Linked DNA regions of Homo sapiens: region 2 is linked to region 1. The links are chromatin loops, found by intact Hi-C in ENCODE. Cell type or tissue: Calu3. All regions are shown on one strand. Links, peaks and the distances in the headings refer to the core of each region. The heading gives the core; the rest is flanking DNA.

Region 1 (2,912 bases), core at 215-2,714:
TTATAAATTGCCCAGTCTCTGGTATTCAGTTATAGCAACAGAAAATGGACTAAGATACACATCTACGAGATACCTCCACAGCAACTCCTAGATTAGTGTTGATGGAATAACTGGGGATTGTAGCCTAGCCAAGTCGACACCTAAGACCGGCCCTCATGTCACCCAAGGACAAGACAGCGAGGTCCTGAAGAGTTTCATGAAGAGGAGGGGAAGGAGAGAGTGGGGAGCTCAATGTGGACCCCTCAATTAATTTCCCAAGTGCTCAATGAGGCCTGCCCCACCTCTCATCCAGCTCCTTGGCCAGGCCCTGCCCCCACTCACCTCTCTTATGTGGGACACGTGAGCCCCTCCAGTGTGCCAGGAGCACATGGGTACAGGCACACATAGAGAATGCCGTGTCCACAGGAAACCCAGTGAGCCTGAAGGGCCTTGGCGTGCCATTTACAGGTCACTCACTTGGGCCAGGCCTCACTAGGGATGCCAGGGTGAACAAGACGTGGCCAGTGCTCTTGAAGGGCTCCCACCTGGTGGAGGTAGCAGACAAGTAAGGGGACAAAGGCCCCTCAGAAGTACACATCTGGTGGGCCGGGCGCGGTGGCTCACATCTGTAATCCCAGCACTTTGGGAGGCCGAAGCAGGCATCACTTGAGGTCAGGAGTTCGTGACCAGCCTGGCCAACAGGTGAAACCCAGTCTCTACTAAAAATACAAAAATTAGCCAGACGTGGTGGCGCGTGGCTGTAATCCCAGCTACTCGGGAAGCTGAGGCAGGAGAATCACTTGAACCCGGGAGGCGGAATTTGCAGTGAGCCGAGATCACGCCATTGCACTCCAGCCTGGACACAGAGCGAGACTCCATCTCAAAAAACTAAAAAAATAAATAATAAAAAGTACAAATTAGGTGTGGTTATCGCCTGGAGAGCCAGGAGCATCCTTGGGAGGGGACTTGGGGAGGGGTCCGCTGGGCTGCTCTAGCCCACTCTGGGCCAGAATCGTGATTCTAATTGCAGGTAGGCTTTACCCTATCAAAGCCCCCTGGGCTGGGGACTCTGTGAAGAAGCAAGATGTGCTTGAAACCTCCCTCTCTGCTGAAAAATCTAGACAAGCTCCTGACCGGCTGCATTGCTGCTTCAGCCCCTCCTCAGGGAAGCGGGAGGCCCTGGGTCTCTACGGGTGCTCTGTGAAAGACTGCAGAGGCTGGTGGGGCTGCATTCCTGTCTGTCTGCCTAGGACAGTGCCTACTGACTTCTGACTGCTGCCCCATGGTCCAGGGCTCCAGGTACACCACTGCAATGTCACTTTGTGCTTGGGGTTCCAACTAGACAAAAGCCCCACGTTGCACAGCCCTTGAGCCGTCCCGGGTAGCATGCCCCCTGGTGGCCGTGGGCAGTTATTACCGTTAATCCTTTCTTGCCCAGATGCCTCTAGCGTAGGCCACAGCAGCCGGCCGGGTTCGTTGTGTCTGGAAAGACCAGAGAAGGGTTCCCGGAGAAAGAGGCCGTCTGATCGGAGTTTTATGAACCAGAGGATAAAGAAAGGAAGGGATTTCTGGGCCTCAGAAAACCACATGCCAACGCATGGGGGTATTAAGGATAGGGGCTCTTGAACGCCCAGGCTGGTAAAATCTAGAACGGCAGAGGGAGGAGGGGTAATTTTTCTGGTTGGTAGAAATAAAGTGGGGATGAGGAAGAGCACGAAAGTCTGTCGGCAAACCTGAAAGTGGGAGCGAGCTTTTGTCAAATCCAGGGTCAACCTGAGCTCTCATTAATTGGGAAACTGGAGAGTCAGATCCTCTAAAGAAAGTGGAAATATTTGTTCTAAAGAACCCCTGCCAGGTCCCCGTTTACGTGACTCATAAAGAGGCCTTCAGGCAGAAAGGATCCCAGTGCACCAGTAACAGAAGGGCTCCAGGACCAGAGGGAATGGACAGGGAACCACCACCCACACCAAGCACAGGCCCATTGTCGGCATGAGGAGCCTCGCCCCTGCAGATCACCTCCCAGAGGGGAGCGGATCAGAGATTAAATTCCACACCTTTCTACAAAATCATAGCAGTTTGAAAGTGCCAAGGGGAGTAGGTGAGGAGGTTTCGAGGCATGTATGCAGCCGTTTGGAGACACCAGCCATGTCGCCTGAGTTTTCTGATGTAATCCTCATAACAACCATTCCAGATTTAAGTGATTAGTCCTGTTTTACAGATGGGGAAACTGAAGCTCAGAGAGGTTAAGCAACTTCCCCAAGGTCATACAGTAGCCAAGTAGCATAAGTGGTATTCGAACCCAGTTCTATTTGGAGCCTTCACAGGCTTTTTGCTGCATTCCACAAGAGTCTGTATATTCAGAAGCAAGTCTTCCACAGCCATCATAAGTCATCCTCACAGCCGGCTGGCAGGGAGGGAACATTGCCACTGTAGCTGGGATCATAGATATCGTGGTCTCCATTTGACGGATAAGACTGAGGTCTGGAAGAGAGTCAGTCAGTCTGTGTGATAAGCCTGAACCACCCTCTCCTTCAGTTCCTCCCCTAACCCAACATCCTCCGGGTCTGGAAGGACAGTGTCTTGAGCAACTTCTTGCAGCTATACTTCTCCAGCTAATAGTCTAGAAAACCGAGCCTGGTCCCGAGTCTCCTCCTCGGGGTACGAGCCGAGGGCACTGATGGGGGTCAGGAGGTGCTGGCTAAAAGACGGTGGTGCAGGTGCCCCTGGCTTTAAGCGCGCCCAGGTTATAAAAAGCTTGGTTCCCATGCTGGCCCTAATTCTCCATGCACTGAGTACCTTAGGTCCCTTCTCTGGGTCTGTTGCTCCCCTGTAAAACAAGGGGGTGGGAGAAATGACCTTCAAGCTCAAACACCATATGTCCACCTGGGTTGGTATAGCAGATTGCATTAGTTTGTTAGGACTGTTTTAACAAA
Region 2 (2,912 bases), core at 280-2,779, 89 kb before region 1:
ACAATGGCAACCTGGTACTGCATAATAAACAGTATTTGTGTAGAGTAGGTGAAAAAGCTGGAAGTATTAAGAAGATGGAAGGTGCATCAGCCCCCTGAGAAGGCGGTGCACAGGGACACCCGTGATGAGAATATGGAGGAAGACTGAGCTGCAATTACTCAGCTCACTCAGAGGCCGCTAGGTCTGGATTTGGTCCAAATAGCTGGGAGAGATTTTTAGACCAAACTTCACAATTCAGCATTTTCTGTGTTTCCCCCTCTTGCTGGTATTCTATCCTAAGCGTATTAGACACCTCCCGATGCCTGGTGCCTTTGTCTTTGAATTTCTGATGATGGTGGCAATGTGTGGTAGGGATGGGGGATCTTTCTGACTCTGGCAGGACGAAGTGCCTGTCCATGTTCACTTTGGGGCCCATTCTGGGATGCTTGGGCCAAAGGTGGAGAGGAAGAAATGCAGGACCACAACAATATCCTGTCCCCAGGTGCTGCGCCCATGTATTTGGGTACAACTTCAAGCCCCATGGTTGTCCTAAGGCAATGGATGGGGTTTTCCACAAAGGTGATCCAAGAGAGGCAAGGATGCTTCTAATGTGGGTGAAAACATCTCAAGCAGAGTTAAGTTGCAACACTAATGATCATGCAGAAGCCTAACATTAATATAGACGTGACAATGAAATCAAAGAGAAAACTTCCAAAACTGCCACCCTTTGGTCTCTGGAGTTCTTCAAGCAAGTGGCTTTGGATGCCCAGGGATATGGGCCAGGAGAAGCTATATGAGAAGGTGCTACCTAAGAAGCTCTTGCATTCCAGGCATGAGGAACTAAGCAGGAAGCAACATCTGTGAAGTACTGGAGATCTTGCTGAGGATTTAGCCAGACATGCTTTTGACTTCTAGCTTTGGCATCTAGGAGCTGTGTGACCTCAGGAAGTTGCATAACCTGTCTCTGAGCCTCATCAATTAGATGAAGCTGGCAATACTTATCTCACAGTGCTGTTGCAAGGATTATTATTATTATTATTGTTATTATTATTATTATTTTGAGACAGAGTTTTTGCTCTTATTGCCCAGGCTGGAGTGCAATGGCCTGATCTCAGCTCACCGCAAACTCTACCTCCCAGGATCAAGTGATTCTCCTGCCTCAACCCCCCGAGTAGCTGAGATTACAAGCATGCGCCACCATGCCTGGCTAATGTTTTATTTTTAGTAGAGATAAGGTTTCTCCATGTTTGTCAGGCTGGTCTTGAACTCCTGACCTCAGATGATCCGCCCACCTCGGCCTCCCCAAGTGCTGGGATTATAGGCATGAGTCACTGCACCTGGCCCGCAAGGATTAAACTTAAAAGCACATGTAAAACACCAAGTGCAGTATCTGGCATATTGTAGATGATCACTAACAGTAATTTTAAAATTATTATTCTCATTTTCCCTGGATTTGTCTGACATGGTAGGACTACACTGGCCCTATTTTCTAAATAAACCAACAAAGGAGCAAATAAAGAGAAGCCAAGAGCAATCTGTTCTATGACAAAAAGAATAACAAATAGCAAGAAAAAACATCCACCTCCGGCCTGAGACAGCTGAGAGGACAAAGGAACATTCCAGGGGTACTGCCCCCGGCACCAAAGATAACTTCGTGGGTTAAAAGAGAAAAAAAAAAATGGAGCCTTTCAAAAGTGGTAAAGATTAGAGTGGAGATTGCATTTTAAAAACATCACTCTTGTTTAAAAAAAAAAAAAGACAAGAAATTAAAGCATTTGTGTTTAGGATGAAAAAAATAGCTAGTTTTATAATCTGCCATTTGGAAAATCAAATCTATATAAAGGAAGAAAGCTGTGAGCTGAGGCAAGAATGAGGTTTCTTGGCGACAGCTTCATTTATAAGTTTTGTGCAGCTCTTGAAGGTCACTTGTTCCAGGGACTTCATCCCACTTCGCAAACAGAAGACGAATCTGCAGTCCCTTCGGTGGAGCAGGTTATACAAGGAAACAATACATGTGAGAGGCAGCGGCACTCCTTAAGAGGTCTAAATTGAATTGCATTGACTTTTTACAAAGCCACAAATTGCTTATCTTATTCAAGTGCCTGAGTGTTTGCTTTTTGATGAGCTCGGTACAAAGATACCTTGAAGTTCGACAGTGGCTTCAGTCGCCCAATTTGAGCTGTCAGTGGAGGGGCTGGGGGCAATGCTTAGGGTACATGTTTTCTGAGCCTCCCTGCTTTCTGAATCCTTACCAAGGCCAAGGGAAGCAGAAAGGGGATTATCCTAAAAGATGATCCTAAAACAACAAGGTCTTATGAGGTTAGGCCCATTCTACCAACAAAATATATCTCCATCCAGCTCATTTCTGCAGATCAAATAAGATAACAGATGTGAAAATCAAGCAGTTTCTGGATCTAGGTAGTCAAGAAATAAAGACAGAGGAACAGCAATTCCAGCCAAATGTCACCTGTGCCTGAAGCTTTGTTTGTAGCAGCAGATTGTGGGGGCAGGGGAGTGAAATTAGGTGTTGGACTATCCGTGGCTCTCAATTTCAACTGCACAGCAGAGTCACATGGAAACTTCTTTGAAGCTTTCTGGCTATCCCTCAGCCAATTAAATCAAAATCTCTGGGTGTAAGGCTCCAGGCTTCATAATCCTATGCCACTGCCCTCATGACACTAAAAAGCAAATGAAGTTATAGACCAAGGAAAAAGGAGTAAAAAGAGGCCATGACTTGTCCCATTTGTTTCAGAAGGTTGGTGTTACTGAGTTTTATTGAGATGATGGCTACCATGTCGGGGGTGGGCGTAGGTGTAGTCACATCAGTGGCACCAGCAATGTCATTCCCCATTCATCAAAGAGACACCAGTGCTGGAAAGACATCGTCTGAAAGGCTGGAGAAGGGATGTTCTTAGTTTGGGGATAGTAGGGTA

What was found. Hi-C counts contacts between places; a loop is a spot of excess contacts. Peaks named below come from ENCODE experiments on the same cell type or tissue, not always from the same donor. Only the 100,000 strongest peaks of a DNase experiment are listed, where the experiment ranks them.
Region 2: a loop joins it to region 1, with 2.0 times the contacts of the local background. A loop is called at or near these places in 1 of 110 quality-filtered maps.

What each region holds. Positions count from the first base shown.
Region 1 is chr2:119,173,270-119,176,181 of GRCh38, forward strand. LOC107985941 (a long non-coding RNA gene) reads right to left here. Exons shown (of 3, transcript XR_001739665.2): 3 at 1-2,460. Among named protein-coding and RNA genes, the nearest start is that of C1QL2, 16 kb to the left of the region's middle. In Calu3, for the core only: a CTCF peak has its summit at 1,370 (motif pointing left); a DNase peak (open chromatin) is centred at 1,362.
Region 2 is chr2:119,084,563-119,087,474 of GRCh38, forward strand. No RefSeq gene overlaps it. Among named protein-coding and RNA genes, the nearest start is that of C1QL2, 73 kb to the right of the region's middle. RefSeq lists a silencer at 1,125-1,291. In Calu3, for the core only: no CTCF peak of the experiment used is centred there; a DNase peak (open chromatin) is centred at 1,249.